2 separate regions of the Mus musculus genome follow, and region 2 is linked to region 1. Evidence: chromatin loops called from intact Hi-C (ENCODE). Cell type or tissue: left cerebral cortex. All regions are shown on one strand. Links, peaks and the distances in the headings refer to the core of each region. The heading gives the core; the rest is flanking DNA.

The links. Hi-C counts contacts between places; a loop is a spot of excess contacts. Peaks named below come from ENCODE experiments on the same cell type or tissue, not always from the same donor. Only the 100,000 strongest peaks of a DNase experiment are listed, where the experiment ranks them.
Region 2: a loop joins it to region 1, with 2.3 times the contacts of the local background. A loop is called at or near these places in 1 of 42 quality-filtered maps.

Annotation. Positions count from the first base shown.
Region 1 is chr13:46,628,514-46,638,713 of GRCm38, reverse strand. It overlaps Cap2 (CAP, adenylate cyclase-associated protein, 2 (yeast)), which reads right to left. Exons shown (of 13, transcript NM_026056.4): 8 at 2,904-3,093; 9 at 693-865. Among named protein-coding and RNA genes, the nearest start is that of Fam8a1, 36 kb to the left of the region's middle. In left cerebral cortex, for the core only: no CTCF peak of the experiment used is centred there; DNase peaks (open chromatin) are centred at 4,000, 4,477, 4,714 and 5,194; H3K4me3 peaks cover 266 bases; H3K27ac peaks cover 2,539 bases.
Region 2 is chr13:46,537,399-46,547,598 of GRCm38, reverse strand. All of the region lies in intron 3 of Cap2 (CAP, adenylate cyclase-associated protein, 2 (yeast)), which reads right to left. Among named protein-coding and RNA genes, the nearest start is that of Cap2, 41 kb to the right of the region's middle. In left cerebral cortex, for the core only: a CTCF peak has its summit at 5,316 (motif pointing right); a DNase peak (open chromatin) is centred at 4,646.

The DNA.
Region 1 (10,200 bases), core at 2,659-7,658:
TGAGGCCTGGCCAGCTGGAGTTGAGAGCAGCCCACGGGGAACACAGCAAGTTTTCACTCTGGGTCTTCTGTGGGAAGTAGACACGATAGCATAGAGGGTGGATATCTGCCCAGCTCCCGTGCTGAATAAGGCTTATTATAAATATAAAGGTTGTGTATCTTTTATCTGGTGACCGAATGATCCAAGGCATGGTAGAAACCCCAATTTGAGATGAAATAGTTACCGAAACAGTAGTTACTGGTGAATGTTATGTGCATTTTTACCACAGTTAAAAAATAGTTTTAAACAAGGTGGTGGTGGTTCACACCTTTATTCCCAGCACTCGGGAGGCAGAGTCAGACAGATCTTTGAGGACAGCCTGATCTATGGAACAAGTTCAAGGACATCCAGGGTGACACAGAGAAACACTGTCTCAAAAAAACCTAACCAAACCAAACCAAAAGTAGTTCTACAAAGTAGAAGGAAAGACTCCATAGCAGCTACTTTAAAAAAAAAAAAAAAAAAAAAAAAAAAAAGAATGCAAGACTGTAGACGTGCCTGGTTTCTCATTTTGGCATCTTTTTTTTTTTTTTTTTTTTTTTTTTTTTTGCATCTTACGTTTCACTTGGAAGTTCCCATGTCTTTTGGAAGAGGTCTGAGGTGTTTAGAAGATGGTTTTAGTGAGGCGAATCATGTCACAGGATTATACTTACCACTCTCCACTTCTTCCCTTCCAGCTCCAACACTGGAGTATGTTTCTGAGGAGAATTCGATTTTGGAGATGTGGGGCTCGGCGTGTGAGTTTTGGTTGGAGAGCGAATCTGTCCTTGAGCCCTCAGGCTGGGATTCTTGTATGTCTTCTTGTCATCTGTGACATGCCGGAGCCCTAGGAAGGCAGGGCAGTTTTAATTGTCAACTTACCCTAAGGAAGGATGCTCTGGGGAGAGAATCTCAATAAGAAAGTGTCTAAGTCAGGTTGGCCTGTGGCCATGTCTGTGGGGGATTGTCTTGACTGGTATGAGAACAGCTTGAAAATGGGCGGCACCCTTCCCTGGTTGTGGGCCTTGGAGTATATAAGAGTAGGGAAAGCTAGCTGAACACTATGCATGCGTGTGTTCACCTTCTCTCTGCTCTTGACTGTGATGTGACTAGTTGCTTCGGGTGCCTGCCTTGACTTCCCCACAAGGATGGACTGTAACCTGGGATTGGAAGCCCTTCTCCCTTGAAGTCACTGTTGTCACAGCAACAGAGAAGAAACTAAAACAGATGGTGGCACAGCGTAGGTACAATCATCCCATCTTATGAAGAAGGAAATAAGTGCCCACCATATAAAGTACAGGAGAACTTTTGGTGAGGTGTGTAAGAACTATTGTTTCAGGTCCATATACGGAGACTGAATCCTGTGTAAGTTTAGACTGAAAGAAACGCCGTGTGTGTGTGTGTGTGTGTGTGTGTGTGTGTGTGTGTGTGTGTGTGTGTTTAAAGAGCATTATTTTTAGGATATAAATGTCCCTCTAGGCCCATGGAAAACTTGGTCTCTAGATCAAGACACTCCTCTGCGGGGTTGGAGAACCTTTAGATTCGATCACAAGTTTAAGGTGAATCCTCGCTGGAAGAAGTTAAGTCACTGGTTGCAGGTCCTGAAATACCATAGCCTGGCCAACACTTCCTGTCCACTTCCTGTCTGCTTCCTGTTTTACCAAGAAGTGAGAAGATGAAGGGTCAACTCAGCTGGGTTTGCAACCACCTAGGAGACACAACTCTGGGCGTGTCTGTGAGAGAATTTGCGTAGATTCATCACTGAGCAGAGAAGCCTCTCCCCAAATAGGGATGACCCATGCAATGGGCTGAGGCCTCAGCCTGAAGTAAAGGGAGAGCATGAACTGGGTACCAGTGTTCATGCCCCCTGCTTCTTGACCCACTATGATAGGAGCAAGCAGTCCTGTGCTGCCGGCCACCACCATGACTTTCCCTATCGATGGATGGACAGTGTCCTCTCAAACTGTGAGCCAAGACAGATCATTCCTTGAGTTGCTTTTATGAGGAATTTTGTCACAGTCATAAGAAAAATAATGAACACGGCAAAGAACCCTGTTTTTAAAGAGATGACACCCCTACTGTGCAAAAAGCAATCAAAAAAACCCCTACAATTCCTCAAGCCATCTAAGCCCCTAAAGACTGCCTGGTTGACACACAGCTAAATCATTAATTAAGTATGGTTTAGAATGCTATGCCACCCCCAGAAAGTATTTTTTTTTCCAGAGTTTGAAATCAGCTTTAGAGTTAGAAGCCCATCCCTTTACTTCGAAAGTGAGTTTCAGAGCGATGAGCAGCACAGGTCTGAGCCAGGAATAAATGTGAAGGTTTGAGTTCTTAGCTTCCAGCCCCATGTGGAGCAACCTCTATAGCCTCAATCTTACTAAATGTGCAAAACAAAAATACCCACAATAGACCTTTTTGGCCACATGACTATATTGTCTAGCATGAGTATACTTTTGATCCTGATAAATGTTAAACATTTGTATTCAAATAACCAACTACTTGCCATATGAAGATAAAGGTAGTCCAATGGTAGACCTTCCAAGAGGTAGGATAGGTACTATTTGCCATTTTTATGTCATTTGCCCTTGATGACTTGGTTTTGGAGATTGGTGGGGAAGCCCTGGGGCCAAGGAGGCACCAACCATTGGTCAGCTGAGCACCTGGAATCTCAGAGTTCTTACTGGTCTGTGTTGCAGCCCAATGAAGCCTATGTTCCTGGAGCTGGAGAGCACCCGGGCTCTCACCTCAAGAGGCAGCTCCTTCTCCCTGTATCCTAAGGATGGTGGTGGAATGGCATACATTTCCCTGAGGCTGTGGAGAATCCATATGCCTAGAGTCAAAGGGAGAGGGAGTCGGTTGGTTTCCAGGATTTGTTTTCTTACCTTTAGTGATGGCTTCTCCTTGATTGAGCTGGGCAAATAAAGCTGAGCGAGAAGGGGAGGGCTCCTCCTTTTTATCCTCATTCTCAAAGGGTGGAGGTGGCCCAGGAGGAGGTGGTGGTGGAGGTGGTGGCGGGAGACCAGGCCCAGAGGAGAGGATGGAAAACGCTGACGCTGTGGATGCCACAGGACCCTGTGGGAGACAGAAGATGGGAGCTTTGCTGAGACCAGAGCTCTGGCTGGGATTGTCAGGGGTTCAAGACTCTCCAACAGGGTCCCGGAGGCATAGCCATGCATCGAGAGCCTTTTGGAAGGTCCTGGATCAGGGGGTGTGTTCTTGGGAACACACAGTCTGTTGGGTGGGTCCTGCATGTTTAGAAATCTCACTGCAAAGTCATCAGCATACAAATATCCACAGGCCCATGTTCATGTCCAAGGCTCTGGATAAGAATGAAACCCAGGGCTGGAGAGATGGCTCAGTGGGTAAGAGCACTGACTGCTCTTTCAGCTTCTGTCAGCTAATGTAAGTAAGTTTCCTTGAATCTGGAGTTGTAGTCAATTGTGAACTGCTTGACATGGGCGATAGGAATCAAACTCAGGTCCTCTGGGAGAGCAGGGAGTCTCTCTTAAGCATTGAGACCTCTCTTCTTCATATTAATATTTATAAGCACCGACATATAGCTATATACCTATGAAAAGGAATTAAAAGCCAATTAAATTTTAAAGCGGCAGACCTAAGGGGAGTGGGACATTCCAGGCATTTTGCTACTGAGAGTCTGCGGCAGGGGAATGACTAGTTTCAGACAATCCTGGGCTTTTCATATCGAGGTAAGTTTGGTCTGCCCAGTAAGACCCTGTCTCAAAATATGATGTAATAGGAAACTAAGAAACTGGGGGAGATAGAGTAGTTTGTGTGTTTTCCGTACCAAACACAAGGATTGAAACCTTATATAAGTGCCAAATGCTAATGAGCACAGCATAATCTTATTTTCATAAACAACTCGGTATGATGAGATGTCAAAGTCAGGAAGTTTTAATCTGCAGTTGTCTTTTAAAACAGCTATTTTCAAGCACTTACATAATCTCTATTCAGCACAGAATCGCTGTGAATAGAAAAGACTCTTCTCTTATTCAGAATGTGTATCTCTGAGCCTCTGAGAGGCGGAAGTCTCCTCTCCCGGAGCTACAGTTTACTGCACTTTTGTTCTTTGTTTTTTGTTTTTGTTTTTGTTTTTCCTAAGGAGGAGCATCCTGACTCCTTCAGGATTCTGGGGTCAAGCAGAAATGGTTTCATAGTTCTTGAGACTAATCAATTTTTTTTTTCTCCCCGGGATCCTAAATGATTTCTGTCATGTTACTGAGATGAAATTTGGGGGACCTGCTCAAACTCATAGAGGACACACAGCATAAGCTTTGCATGTCAGGCCGTATCCCAGGCCTCAGTGACAGACACACTGAGAGCCACAGAATACTAGGCTTCCTCATAACCACATCATTATCCACACAGCCACAGAGGGGCAGTCCCCTCCCCCATCATCCGAGACACTTCTGCTTTGCAGGCACTCTGTTTTGTGGCTTCCGTATTTTAGGAACAGGCTGGGAGATGTCGCAGCAATGGACAAACCATATCCCATCTTCTGGGGACTTTGACATATTCAGTAGGTGACAGCCGACAGAGAGGGTTTACAGAGATAAATGTGGAAAATAAAATCTCCCACACAAAGGCGCCTGGAGCCTGTGAAATGCTGCCCTGGACGTGCCCTTCGGAGGTCCAGCCACATTTGTACAACATTCGCTGGGTACCAGGCTCCGGTTTCCAAGGTTACTTTCCAATTAGCATTCCGGGGCTTTTGCCGAACAGTGGACTTGAAACCAAACTGATTAGACCTTCCCTGAATTGAATCTCTTCGGGCTGCCCCCGCACGCAGCGGAGGAGCTAAGCTTTCCTGCCTTCTTTTTTTCTGTACCTGTTACAGACCTCTGTGGCTTGGCACCTAGTGGGCAGCAGCCAGCAAGATGGATCCCACCCGAAACCCAGTGAAAGAGGGAGGAAGGCCCTGGGATGGGGGTGGGGGTGGGGGTTGAGGAAGGATTCTCTGGTGCCAAATGTTTTCATTGGTTTAGTACTGACGGACTGCTCAGGCAGGATTTAGCTCTAGATTTATTGGAACACATGAAATACCTACGAATCTGTTAAAATTTCCCAAGTCGAGGCTTTGTGGCAGAAATACTAACTGGAGAATGCAAGCAGGGTGGGCTGCATACTCCTCTGTGTGTGTGTGTGTGTGTGTGTGTATTTTGCCCACACACCCCCACTTGGCGCTTGCAGTGTGGGCATAAGTGTGGGAATAGTCGTCCTGTCCTGTGGGCTGAGATGAACCTTTAAATAGGATGATGTCACTTGGGCTGTACGGAAATTCCTCTGAGAGAAAAGAAAGAGACCCCAGAAAAGCTGTTTGCATTTAGCAAGAAGTCAGCAGCCAATGCCAGGGGCACAGTTCTAGCCTGTATCTGCTGATTTTAAAGCTGCCTTTGCAGAAATCCATTATCTATATTCAGATTTTTATTTTTTCAGAGACCCGTCATCTGACTTAATATATTTGTATTAATTCTTTGAGAATTTTATACATGCTTACAAAGTATTTTGATCATATTTATTTCCCCCTACCCCCAACTCCTTTTCCTAACTCCCTCTAGGTTCACCATTTTCCTTTCCACCCCACCCCCAACTCCCTGTGTACCACATCGGCTTGGAAATCACAATCTAGCCAAAGATGACCTTGAACTCCTGACCTATCTGCCTCCACCTTCCGTGATCTGGGATTGCAGGTGTTTACTACCAGGCTCAGATACATTAACAAAAGAAGTTGTGATTGTTCATTTATGCAGGTGCCCATGCATCTCATGAGGCTTGTGCAGGGGTCAGAGGACAACTTACAGGAGTCGTCTCTTTCCTTCTTCCCTGGGAATGGAACCCTGGTTGATCAGGCTTGGTGTTGAGCCATCTTACTTACCCGATCTGGGTTTTGTTTATTTAAAGTCACTGGTACACAGGAAGTTGGGGGTGGGGTGGAAAGGAAAATGGTGAATCTAGAGGGAGTTAGGAAAAGGAGTTGGGGGTAGGGGGAAATAAATATGATCAAAATACTTTGTAAGCATATATGAAATTCTCAAAGAATTAATACAAATATTATATTAAGTCAGATGACGGGTCAAATGAAAGACTAGATGGATTACCTTGTTAAATAGCAGTTTCCCTGGATCTCCACTTAGAATACATGTGATGGAAGCACGGAGAGAAATATAACATCTTTGACTTTTTTCCCTTTTTGAGACACAGTCTTGCTAATGTAGCTCAGGCTAGCCCCATGCACCTGTTCCTATCTCAGTCCTCCCTGTGCAAGGATCATTAATGTGCGTCATTATGCCTGGCTTGATTTAGTTTTAGTCTCTGCTGCTCCACATTGGCCTCTCACACCCGAACCTGGTTGTTGTTGTATGAATGTCTGGAATGGTCTTCGTGTGGTGGGGAGATTGGGCCTCTTGGCTTTGGTACTGGAGCCCTCAGCATCAACTCGGCCTTCACAATGGCTCTGCCATGCCTTGGTTCTCCATTGTAGAATCTGGCCTCTTGCTCAGTTACTTCTGTACTCACCGACTACAGGAGCAACTCACGTGTGCCCAGATCCTGGTTCCTGACGGAATGAGTGCTCAAGTGTCCTGGGAGGGGGTGTGTGTCTCAGTGTCCTAGGGACTAGAGACTGGAAGTCAGTGATCCTCAGCAAGCTACCTTTGAAAGGTAGACATATCAGGAGAGGTAGCTGATATGTTGGGGTATCCAGACTGAGTGGGAACTGTCACCAGGGCCCGGTGCCTTGGGTGCCCATTGACAACAGTAGGACCTGAGGCTGTAGGCAATGCAGGGCAGTAGAGTTCAGAGGACAGGGCGCTAGAGCAAAGTGGATTTTGCCTTCTTCAGGATTTGAGTTGGGCCTGTGCAGACACATGGCAGAGCTTGCCACAGGGCGAGTTTGTCTGGAGGGATCTCTAAAGAGGTAAGTCCTGCCTTGGGAAGCTGGGGGTGGGGGGGTTGGCACTGAAGAGGGTTCCCTTCTCTGCTGGGTGCTGCTTCGGTCTTGAGAAACTGCCAGACCGGCACAAGGACTCCCCTCATTCCGTGAGTGGAAGCTTTGGGATTAGATCTGTGTGAAGCACCAGGCTGATGAGAGGTAGGGTCTACTTGCAAACTTGGGGTCTTTTTCAAATGTTCTTCCTTCCTCCCTCGCTTCCTCTACACCCATCTCTCGTGTGTCTGTGAGTGGACAGATGCAGGCTCTGTTCTTCAGGAGCCTCCATTAGGCCAAAGAACAACTTTTCGGGAGTCAGTTCTGTCCTTCCATAGAGTGGGTCACAGAGGTGAAACTCAGGTCATCTGGGTGGGTGGCAGGTGCCTTCACTCACTGAGCAGGTTTGCCAACCCTACCCTCTCATGGCTTTTAAAAAACAAAATAACAAAACAAAATAAAATAAAACCAAACCATGGGCCCTGCGTGCTGAAGCTCAGATTTACCAGCCGAATCACTGCCCCAGCACAAAGAAAGCTTTTCTTAATAAATTCTTTTATAATATGTGTGACTTGAACAATATCTTTCATTTTATAGCCATGGGGCGTAGAATCAGACATCTCAGCACTCAGCACCCAGGGAGGTGAGGTCATGTGACTGGGATGAGGTCACCTAGCCCGGGGACGCTGAGAGCTGAAGGTGGCCATCTCAGTGCAGGAGCTCTGTGGGAGGCAGACTTCACCTTACCAAAGCAGCAGTGACCGGTCCAGCCAGATATAAACACTTAAGCCTTTCTGAGGCTGGGGAGATGAGTCTCTGAAGTGTCTTAGAGTCTTCAAGCTGGGCACAGTTAAAGAAGAGCATCTATAAAAGTCGTGTAACAATGGCTCGCCACTTAAACAATTAAAAAGAAAAGCAGAACACTTGTGATTTCCAATGGCTCTGTTCCCGGTGCAAAAGTTCACTTGTGTTGCAAGAACACGGCACAAAAATCCCAAATGAGGCTTTTAAGGCCTATTAAGATTAATTCTGAGAGCAGATGTTTGATTATGGACTTTTTTCTTTTCTTTTCTTTTTCTTTTTTTTTTTTCCTGGCAAAAAGACGTCTAAAAGAAAGTTAATGTTCTACAAATCTCTCTAAATTAATGTCACTGTCCCAGGAACAGCTGTCTCTCCCATTTTTAAAGCCGTGAACTGTAGGCAGAAAACCAAGAGACATTCTCAGTGGCACATGGGCATTTGCAAGTTTGGGGTAATCTTCAGTTACGTGCACTACGTCACATACGCCACAGCCTACATTACGCACACCACAGGTCCAGCTGTACCCGTTGGTTTGTTTTGTTTGATGGCCGCTCCCCAGAACAGTTAGGACTCATTTCTTCAGAAGTCAGACTTTAGTTTTTGGTGTTTCTGAGACAGGGTCTTGAATTTACTATGTAGCCCAGGCTGGCCTCAATACTCCCAGTGATCTTCCCTCAGCCTCCTGGGTGCTGTGATTACAGGTATGAGCCACCAGGATAGCCTCTTAGAATTTAGAGTTTTACTAGAGAGGGAAATTACTGAAGATATTAAGTGGAGTCTTACTATTTTTCAATGGTGGCCATTCTATATAATTAATTGCATGTTTCTTCCTCCTAACGCTACTTCTTAAGTAGCCAAGTCATTCCGATATAGTGTAAACTTACTTCTAAATATGCCATAAAAATGATTTCAGTTATCTAGATTTTTGTGTTTGTAGAAAGAAAAGCCAGGAGGACTAGCCAGTGTGGGGCCATGGAGCCAGACATAGGGTTGCAGTGACTTAAGAGCACACCACTGGGGGGCTTTGCAAGTTTCCTAGTCCTGAAAAGAAGAGATCGAGGGGATTTAAGCAAAGAAGAAATATATACAGACAGCATTAACCTCCAGCTTTGAGGATAGGTCAGGCGACCAGTATCTTGGTTGGTATTTTTACCATCATTTAAAGAGCAGGGACCAAGAACACAAAATTATCATGTGATTCTTTCTTGGAACAGGTGGATTATGTTGCTTACACCAGGGCCTTTGCCGAGACTTCTCTTCTATAAAACTAGCTTAGCGACGGTAATATTTTGAGCCACCTGTCCTTAAAGTATTTGTGGAGATGGGAGATAAGGCCACAGGAATGGAGCAGCTGACACTCAGCAGTATTTATGGGTCTTGTTCCTCTCCTCCCTCCTTCAGGGACACACACACACAGTTGGTTCCCTTGTTTCTGGGCAGAATCTCTCTGGTTGTCCTTTGTTGAACCGTCTTGACCTGTTAATCACTAATAAAGCCCGCCACTAACCAGTCTCCAGGTAGCAGTGACAGCTCATGCGTGCCTGGTCATACCCTCAGATGGTCACAAGTTCCCAGGCCCTGTCACTCACAGTTTGGATACCACAGGAACTCATGATGTTTTACAGCTAACATTTTATATAAAGCACTGTCCATTACCTTTTCAGAAGACAAAGAACCCCCGAATGGCCTGGTATGATATAATACATGAAACATAAGAGCAATAAATGTCATTTCCATAATAGGAGACACTGACTAAAGAAAGAGCAAAAGCCTCTCTCCTCTCTTCTCTCTCTCTCTCTCTCTCTCTCCCCTGCACCCCACCCCCGTCTCTCTCTTCCCATAGGTCCATGAAGATCAGCTGGCCTCGAACTCACTATGTAGCCAAGGATGACTAGATTTCGATCCTCCTGTTCCTAGCGCCCAAGTGCTGGGATCACTGCCGGGGATTGGCATAGGCTTCGAGCATACTGGGCCAGCACTCTACCACCCCAGCCCTTAACCAGTCTTTCAACCTCAAATTAATGTAGGGTTCTTTTGTTTGTTTGTTTGTTTGTTTGTTTGTTTGAAACAGGGACGGATGTAGTCTAGGCTGACCTGAAATTCACTGTACACCTTAAATGTCAGATCCCCCTGCTTGTGGCTCTGTGGTACTGGGTTCACAGATGTACACCACCACTCCCGGAAGTTCACCCCTCCTGAGACATGTTCTTGTTGTGTGGCTGGCTGGCCATGAGACTCGATGTAGAACTGGCTGTCAGTGACCCTTCTGCCTCTGTCTCTCAACTGCTAGGATCTCAGGTGTGTGCCACTGTGATTGGCTACACACACACACACACACACACACACATACACACACACAATTTCTGCATCTTGATCAATGGCAGTCAGATCAACATGTTTCCAAACATAAAGAACATCCTTGTGAACCGGCAGAT
Region 2 (10,200 bases), core at 2,815-7,814, 91 kb after region 1:
TGTTTTCCTAACACTTAAGGAATCCAGATACTTTATCAACATCTTAAAACCAATCCTTTTGACATAGGAAGTAACCAACAGTTTCATGGTTGATGGCTCTTGGGGCCACACAAGTAAGAGACAGCAGCTAGGCTGCTTTAAGACCACAAAGGAAAGTCAGGGGCAATAAAACACTTCGTCTAGAATGCCCTATGGCTCTAAGCATTATCCTTTCACTTTGTGTTGTTTAAACCATATTATCTGGCTGTCTCTTTCTGCCTGTCTATCTATCCATCCATCTGTCTATATCTGTCTCCCTCCCTCCCTCCCTCCCTCCCTCCCTCCCTCCCTCTCCCTCCCTCTCCCTCTCTCTCTCTCTCTCTCTCTCTCTCTCTCTCTCTCTCTCTCTCTCTCTCTCTTTCTGTGCATGCACATATGTTTACGCAGGTGCATATGCATATGTGTGCACACATGGAAGCCGAAGGTCATCTTCAGGTGTCATTTCTCAGCCTCTGCCCAGTTTGCATTTTGAGACAAGGTCTCTCACTATGACTCAGGACTCTGATTAGGCTAGGCTGTCTGGCCAGCAAGCCCCAGGGACCTGCCTGTCTCCACTTCCCCTGCTCTAGGATTACAAGTGCCTATCACAGTACTTGGCTTTTTATATGTGTGTGTGTGTGTGGAGGGGGGGGGGATGAGGGGTATCAAAATCATGCTTGCTAGATGAGCATTCAACCAACCGAGCCATCGCCCTAGCCCCCCTTAAGTCACATTCTTACCCACCATCTCATAGATGTCCTTAAATAGCAAATAAGTTATGAAGGATTAAGCCTGTGGCTGCTTATAGAGAAGGGGAAGGGCCTTTATGATGACCGAAGAGCTCAGTAGGAAGATGTGGGTGGGAAACCACGAACTTCAGATTCACACAGCCTGAGCCCCATGGTCACAGCAGGGTACCCAACCTCCTGAGAGTCCTTGGTTTATCTTAAAAGCCACCTACCCTAGGAGATCCTTCCTCCCAAGGATCTCGTTAAATAATGTTTGTCAATCGCACTGCACAGTGACCAGACACACTTCAGGACTCAACAAAAGCTAGATCCCTTTACAGTCATCTGTCTTACTAACACAGAAAAGCAAATGCAAGACAGGGAGATAAAGTTGATATCCAGTGGCTAGAACATGTAGGGAGGCACCTGATACTATTCACTCACCAACCAGGTCCACCAGCATTGGATTTCAGATCCCACCATACATACTTGACTGTGAAAAGCCCCTTGTGGGGCTAGAGAGATGGCTCAGAGGGTGTATGATGTCAATGTACAGGTGTGCCTGGTGGGTGATGGCACTGTACCTGTGTACATCTGTTCCTGATGTGTGGTGCTATAGCACATGCGTACATGTGTGCCTGGTATGTGCTGCTGCTCAACATGTGTGTCTGGTGTTTGATGCTGCTGCACATGTGTACCTGTGTGCCTGGTGTGTGATGCTGGTGCACATGTGTACATGTTAAGAGCACTGGCTATTCTTCCAGAGAGGCCAGGTTCAATTCCCAGCAATCATGTGGCAGATCTCAGCTATTTGTAACTCCAGTTCTAGGGAATCCGACGCCGTTTTACAGATAAACAACATGCAGGCAAAACACCAAGGCACATGAAATAGAAATAAATAAAAAATGTTTAAAATTGAATAAGAGAGAAAAAAAACAATACTGGGGGAAAAAAAGAAAGAAAGGAAGGAAAAAGAAAAGTCCTTTGCCATAAAGACAGCTGGCCAGTTCCACAGATAACCCAGGCACAGGGCAGTCTGCAGCCCAGCAATGTGTGCTGGGTGAGGAAACCTTCCTGGTGCAAAGTAAAGTTTCTCTTTACTTTGTATTGCTGTTGGTGGCCTTAGTAAATAGCCCCTCAAGTGGTATACTGACTCCAGTTTTTTTTTTTCAATCCAGTTTGAAAACTAACTAGTCCTTTCTTCCTCTAGTGATAGCAGTCCCGAAGGTTTGTTATAAAATGTCTTTGTAAAGACATGGACATTCAGAAAGCAAAGGATTTTGGGAATCCTACCTCCAAAGAATGCTTACTGTTGGCGGGCCAGAGTCTAGCCTCCTGGACTTTATTCTTAATGAGGTAAATCTTTCTTCGAGCATAGATCACCTCCCACCCATACTCTTTTTAATCCCACTCTCAAAATCTCGTCCCTTGTCTCTCTTGTCCCTCTTGGGAGTTCCAAGATTCCCCTTACAATGGTTGCCAGGCATCAGAGATGGCGACTCTGCCCTCACAAAGAGAAGGGAGAGCCCAGTCTGGTAGTGAAAGCCGGAGAGAGCCTAGGCTCGCATTCAGCAGAAAGCAGTCAGACTCTCCACAGAACACTACCCCGCCCCCCCCCCCCCCCCCGCATCTTTGCCTTTCTCTAATTAAGTGAATAATCCCCTGGGTATCAGCATTCATAACAAATGGCCATTTTTCACTCAATGTTATTGTCGTTTAACCGAAAACACCGTAGGAGATTTCTTCCTAGCATTTTGTCATACCCAAAGTGCTGTTGGAAAATGGGGTTTTTCCTTTTAATCACCCATCACAGGAGCATTTGTAAAACTTAAAATATCTCATCAGAAGAAAAAAAAAAACTTAAGAAGACCAGACAAATAAAATCTCAGTTTTTTGTTTGTTTTGTTTTGTTTTGTTTTGTTTTCCTATTACTAAATCCAGGACACTTCAAATCACCCCATTTGGTTGCTGTAGAAGTCTTCAGCATCCTCCAGCTCTGGTACCCACCTAAAAGCTCAACGCCATCTGCACAATGCTTACAGGGTAGCCCCGCCTCTGGCCTGGCACACACCATCCGTGGCTTCCATGAGGGAGTGTGACAAATGACTCCTGAGTTGTCTAAGACATCCGTATTTGGATGTGTTGAGACAATCTACTGGGTTTTTCCATTCTCTCCTAGATGTTTACCATGATAGAAATACACACGCAGCGATGGTCTCATGAAGCCAGGGAGATTTGATTATTGGAAATACACAGGGAACCCCTAGCTAAAAATTTAATTTTGTAACATTTGCTTCCGGGCTCCAGTGTTTGCTTTTGTCTAATAGCTATGCTTTTGAACACTGATTGCGTGTGTGTGTATCTGTATGTGCGTGTGTGATTATCATGCCAAACCCCAGGCCAAACCGAGAAACCAAACAAAATTTGATTTCTTTTTATAACTCTGACCTTCAGTTGGAAATACTTACAGTCAGGGTCACAGAAGTATCTTGTCTCCGACTGAGCTCAGCTGGTTGCCAGTGATTACCTCCCAAAACTGGCAGTAAATTGGTGGATTTACTCCTTCCTTAAGAATTCTTGTCTTGCTTTCTTAAGCTGCCTAAGAGCCAGTTTTTCAACTGTTCCCTATCTACAGCCACAAAACAAAACAGGAGCAAAGAGATAGAGGGAGCTAGCTAAAAGATTGTCAGAGTGTTGATAAATTCAGTGTGTGTGTACGTGTGTATATGTGTGTGTGCCTGTGTAGAGTATAGGTGTGTGTGTGTATGTTAAACTTCTACAGAGATACAAAAATCTAACTCTCTCTCTTTCTCTTTCTCTGTTTCTCTCTCTCTCTCAATACTTTATTGCTAATTTATGCCTTAAAAATCTGGCCTTGGTCATTTATTTCTGACTGCTAGTCTAGACTCGGCTTAATTCAAATCATCAGCTCCAGCAAATCAACTCATCCGCTGATTAAATTACATATCAATAATTTGATTCATTCACCTAGATATTAATTTTTATGCTATTGTTTGGCAAACGCTTGTTACTCATTTCTTGTGGCCATAGTTCTGGAAACTGAGAGGTTGGGAGAAAACTATTTGTTTCTTGAATCTTGCAATAACCCCTAGCATTCAGCCAGTGGGCCTGAACAATCTCTAACTAAAGTAGCTAAAACTCAAGTATTCGTCAAGAGGCCTAATGGCTCCGGTCTGCACTCCCAGCGCTTAGGGGGCCAAGGCAGGAGATTTGTCATGAGTTTAAGGCCAGCCTGTGTTACAGAGTAAGGCCCATCCTCAAAGAGTTTAGTGAAAGGGAACACATTTACCCATGGACCACACATGAGAGAGAAATTCTTAGTTCATTGAACATCCTGTTCAATGAGTAAGGTATTATATATGTGATGTTTTAAAAGGATTTGACTTACACTATGTTAAAAACATATTTATACATAAAACGTATTTATGAATACACATGTGAACTGTCAGGTTTTAAAAACAATCCAATTTTTTGTTAACCTACTATTTAATTACAACTAGAAAGGGAAAAATATAGTGAAGATGAGAGGCAAAGTTTGTCATTGCTATGTGCACGGTAACAGATCGGCAGACACTTCTCTTAAAATCAAAGATTCATGGACTGGGCACCCACGTGTTTGACAGACACTGTGTGTCTTGTAGGTACCAAATATGGCATTATGAGGAATTTTTTTGAGAACGGTGTGTATATTTCATGTAGACATAACAAGATCGTCTAAATAAAATTAGAATATAAAGAACTCTGCATTTTAGGACAGAGCATGAAGCCATAATGTCCTCCCGTGATTGTATCATTCTGAAATCCAGACAGAACAAAGCAGGGACTCTGGCTTGGCAGAACTCTGTAGAGTGCGTGCCCAGCATACACAAAGCCGGGTTCAATGCCCAGCACTCAATAAACCAGGGAGGGGCATACACCCACAATCCCAGCACTCAGGAGGTGGAGGCAGGGGGTTAAAATGTTTGAGATTAAAGAATAAAAAGGTTCAAGGCAACCCTCGGCTGTCAACTGAGTCTCAGGCTAAGTTAGGGAACGTGAAACCTGGTTTCACACACAAAAGAAGCCAACCCAAAATAAACCAAAAACACACACACACACACAAACAAACAAACAAAAAAACCCAAACAAAACCCCCAAAGCAAATGTTCCCATTATTGGCATTGTTGTAGAAATATGGGGAAAGAGAAGAGAGGAGGATGAGACATAAAAGGGACAGCAAGGGACAGGACACTTAGTTTGTGGTATTTGGCAGTGTGACTTAACTTCTGATAGAAAATAACCCAGGGAGAGGCTATGTTTGAGGAGAAAATTCTAGGAAAATGATGTGGCCGGGCAGTGGTAGCTCACACCTTTGATCCCAGTACTCAGGAGGCAGGGGCAGCTGGAGCTCTGTGAGTTCAAGGCTAGCCTGGTCTACAGAGCTAGTTCCAGGGTAGCCAAGGCTCACAGAGAGGCTTTTTTGTTTTGTTTTTTTAAGATTTTTTTTTTCCATTTGTGTGTGTATGGGTACACTGTAGCTGTCTTCAGACATACCAGAAGAGGGCCTCAGATCCCATTACAGATGGTTGTGAGCCACCATGTGGTTGCTGAAAATTGAACTCAGGACATCTGGAAGAACAGTCAGTGCTCTTAACCACTAAGCCATCTCTCCAGCCTAGGACTTTCTTTTTATAAAGATGTTAAAAATTCATTGTGAGGTCTCACTGTGTAAATAAGGACATCTGCTTCTAATGTACACTGTACATTGTGTATACTCTCTCTACACTCTCTCCCTCTTCTGCCCCTGCGCTGTCCCTCCCCCTCCCACTAGTTCCTTTTATTCTCCCAGACAGTTCAGCTTCTACACATATGCACGCATGATTTTATGTATCTCCATAAAGCTAGGGACCACAAATGTGAGAAAACACATTCATTTTTCACAAAACTGCCTTGATTTATCAATTATGTTTACAGTTGCATCCATTTTCTTGCCAATTACTTCCTTCTTTATGACTGCAATAAATCTACCCCACCCCCCTCTGTTTCCATCCGCTACATTTTCTTGTCCATTCCTCCGTTCTTGTACACCCTTGTTGCTTCCCTAGCTCAACCACTGCAGATAATGTTGCGATAAACTTCCGACCTGGACTGAACTATGCATACATGCTGTTCTTTTACATAGTGATTCCATTTATCCAGGACTCATTCATTAGTCTACTTTCTTCCCAGATTCAACTCAAGAGGTATCAACTCTCTCTCTCCTCTCTCTTTCTCTCTCTCTCTCTCAGACACACACACACACACACACACACACACACACACACACACACACACACACACACACCCCGCCTGGACCTGTTCTGAATCCATCCCTGTATATGCTGGCTGCTCTGTTTGCTTAAGCCAATGAACTCAAAGAGGATTGGGAAAGCCAGGGCCATAACTCTCTCCTAGGACTCCTAGTGGCATCCATCATTATATGAGGGCCCAAAGCTGCAGAGATTTCAGAACCTGATCTAAGCACCTCACCCCATTCCCCAACCCGCTGTGAAAAAGACACATGGCCAGTTTGGAAGTGCAACCTGTTTCCGACCCTCCCTCCCTGCCCGTGACTTTCCACCTACTGAATTGCCAGCTCTGCAGAGAGCAGATTTCCCCTCAGATTCTGCAGTTCTGGTGAGGACTCAGCTTGGCTTGGTTTACTCAACCAAAGAATTCAATTGCACCCAAACAATCCTTTACTAACAGCAGTCCTGCCTGCCGGGCTGAGTTCATTGTGAAGGCTCTTCCTCTCCCAACATAGTTCAGCAGAATAGGCCAAAAGGGTTGTGAATGGAGTAAAAGAACCAGGGCTCACCACAGTCCCTACACATTAGTACGACTTTTTAGTTTGAAAATCAGAAAATTTAGTTAAGACGTAAAATAGAAAAAAAAAATGTTATTGCTACTTTAAAGTTAATTTGAAGACATCTCCTCCCAAAATGACAATTTACCAGGCAGTAGTTGCTCATGCCTTTAATTCCTGAACTTGGAAGGCAGAGGCAGGTGGATCTCTGAGTTCAAGGCCAGCCTGGTCTACACAGAGAATTCCAGAACAGCCAGGGCTACCCAGAGAAATCCGGACTCAAACAAACAAACAAACAAACAAACAAACAAACGGAAGTAACACAGTTCAAATCTGTAGGCTACACCTTAACTCAATGCTAAAAAATACCATTTTTTATTTGAACAGGAGATTTGATGTAAGAATAAATGGTATGTTTAAACTGCCCTGAACATAAAGAAGGGATTTAAAATGACTTAAGTATTTAATACTATGGTAATGGTAAAGCTCCAAAGTCTACATCTTCCCAGCCCCTTTCCAGGTCTTGCTAGTTAGCCCAGTCCAGCATTGAATTCTGGACCTTCCTGCCTCAGTATCCCAAGCTCTTCGAGTCCCACTTGGCTGCAATCTTCAGGCTGGGTACAATGTGGAAGCCCAGACTGCATACTTTATGATAAACAAGGTAGCTCTCCTATGATTCCCAAAGCTTCCTGTATCCCTTTGTCAAACATTTGGAAGGCAACACAGAGCAATTAGTCCCCTGAAATACAAGACTGGCTCAGAATTAGGAGCTATGTAAATATCAACCATCATGTTAAACATCTACAGAGAAAAGTCATATGCTTGTCTCCATCCAGGGATGCTCAAGCCAACCTTTGACCCGATTTTAATACTATTGTCGCTTAGACAGAGAAGGCATGGATTTGGACACTAACAATGATTATACTGGGTCTTGGCGAGATGGTTCAGTGGGCAAAGGGGTCTGCTGCTAAGACAGATGGCCTGAACTCGATCCCTGGAACTCAGGTGGTGGAAGGAAGAAAAACCTACACTGTAAGTTGTCCTCTGACCTCCTCACTCTTGCACGCCCCCACCCGCATAAATAAACAAGTCCATGTTAAAAAGTGATTATTCAGAGGTGAGGACTTACCTAACATGCATGAGCCCTGCCCAGACTCAACATCCAGCATTAAAGATAAGCCGGCATCACAAATGCACACACAGCCTCCTTACACGTACACAGTTTTTGGAAGAGCCAAATCGATAAAAAAACAAACCGCAGCAACTGCCAGGGAGGAAATGAAGGGAGAAGATATTTTTATGTCTCAGGAGAGAGGCTGGTGCGAATGGGAACCAGTCTATTCCAGCCATTGTAGAGATCAGTATGGCGGATCTTCCTCAGAAGATTAACAGTGGAGCTCCGTATAAGGCAGCTATCCGCCCCCTGCATAGGTGAGCGGCCCCAAAGAAACCCACCGCAGAGATAATTGGGATGGGTCACAAGAGCCAAGCCAGAACTGGCCTGGGTGCTCATCAGCAGATGAAAGGCTAAGAAAACATGACGTCATGCACACAGTAGGACTTCATTCAGCCATCATGAAGGACGAAATTACTCTGTTTGCAGGAAGATGAATGTAACTGGAACTCATACTAAATAAGTCAAAATCAGGAAGGGCAAATATTGTGTGTTTTCTCTCTATTTGTGGGTCTTAGATTATTCTAGAAGATAAAATCATTCATACACAAGTCATCAAAGTAGAAGCAAAATTGGGGGAATGGAGAGGATAAACAGGAAGTGGGGGGAAGGGGAATGACTGAGTGGATGTGGTCAAAGCATACTCCACGTGTGAATAAAATACCTTACGAAATGCATTACTGTGTACAATTAATACATGTCATTAAGAAGATAAGCCAATATCAACATCTATTACCACTATGTCAAAGTTCTGGGAAAGAAAACTGCATGGAAGGCATAAAACTAAGGCTGGAGAGATGGCTCTGTGCCGTTCCAAACCTCACGGCCCGAGTTTGATCCTCCCCTGAACCCACATGGCAGAAAGAGAGAGCTGCCCCACAAGCTATCTTCTCATTCTACGTGTGTACTCTGGTACCTGGACACCCCAACCCCCAGACGGGACACTCTTTCCCACTAGACTAGACCCTCCCCTCAGATACTTTCTGCTGCTTCAGTTGGCATCAAAGATCACAAGGGCAGGGCGACACAGAAGAGCCAAGGTCAAGGACACTCAGTGCTATCCTAGCCTGCTTCTCAGCTAGAACTGGGAACGAAGCCTTGATTTATTCTCCAGGGCTCTGACCCCTCTGCTCAAGCCTCTGCCCTGGAATATACCCCCGCTCCCAACATGGAGGAGTTTAGTTTCCCTTACAAGAACTTTTAGGAGACTCACTCAGACCTTTGTAGCAGGGCAGAAATGTGCCTTAACACATAGCTTTTCCTAAAATTATATTAATTTAATGTATTATTCATTTCTTCAGTGTGTGTGTGCATGTGTGTGCGCACGCGCGCGCGCATGTGTGTGTGCATGTGTGCTCATGTGCTTGTACTACACAAGTGTGGAACTCAGTGGACCGTTAAGAGTCAGTTCTTCCTTTCCACATGCGGGTCCCGGGGATTGAACTCAGGCCCTTAAGCTTGTCTGCAAATGCTTTTGCTCACGGCCCCATCATCTCACGGCCCCTCCCACATAGAAGCTTTTGCTGACGGAATAATAAATACATTATTTATTCAAAAAGCTAAATTAAACTCGATTACTAAAAATGAAGAAGAAAAGCACTCAGGGGATAGTTTAGCAAAAACCCCATTGCCCACGCTCCTGTAAACAATGCTAATTAAATTAACTGCCACCAAAGCGAGAGGGGGAGGGAGGGAGAAAAGGGGGGTGGTGCACTAGTTGAGAAGAAATGGACTCAGCAGGAGTGGGAGAAGCCGAGAGAGCCAGGGATGGATATGGTGAAGACACTCTCAGTGTTAGCATTTCTTCTAGGCTCTGCCCCACAGTTACCTGGCAACAGCCAGGTATGCCTGACTCACTATAAAGGGGGCTGCTTGCCCTCTCCTCTCTCTTTAGCTCTCTTACTCTCTTACCCTCTCTGCTCCTTCTCTCCCCATTCCCCCCTTCCACCTATTCAAGGCCAGCCTCCTCTCCTCGTTCTGTGTCTCTGTCTCTACTACCTCCTCAACTCCCCTTCCATGTCCTAAATTAACTATTCAATACTATACTGTCATGTGTGGCTGGTACCTCGGGGGAAGGAATGCCTCAGGATGGGCCTGTAGAGACATGCCCTTCTGCACCATACCGTCCCTGTATCAAACACATCCCTGACTTTTTTCTTTTTTCTTCTGTAAAACACAACAATATGCACACGTGTAAAATGTCATATTGTAACCTATTGCGTGTACCCGAAAGTTACCACAGTACACCTTTTCTTTACCAGGACCTGATTTGCTATTCCAGCAGGGTATCTAATGGCAGCTTACTTTTCATAGACAGACAAGTTGGTCCTGGTGGTTAGGATGCCTGCTGGCACTTCCAGGGTGTTTTGGTTCTAAGTCCAGTTTCTTATTGGTCAGCCCCTGGACTCTAAGTGTAATCTAAAACCCGCACTCTC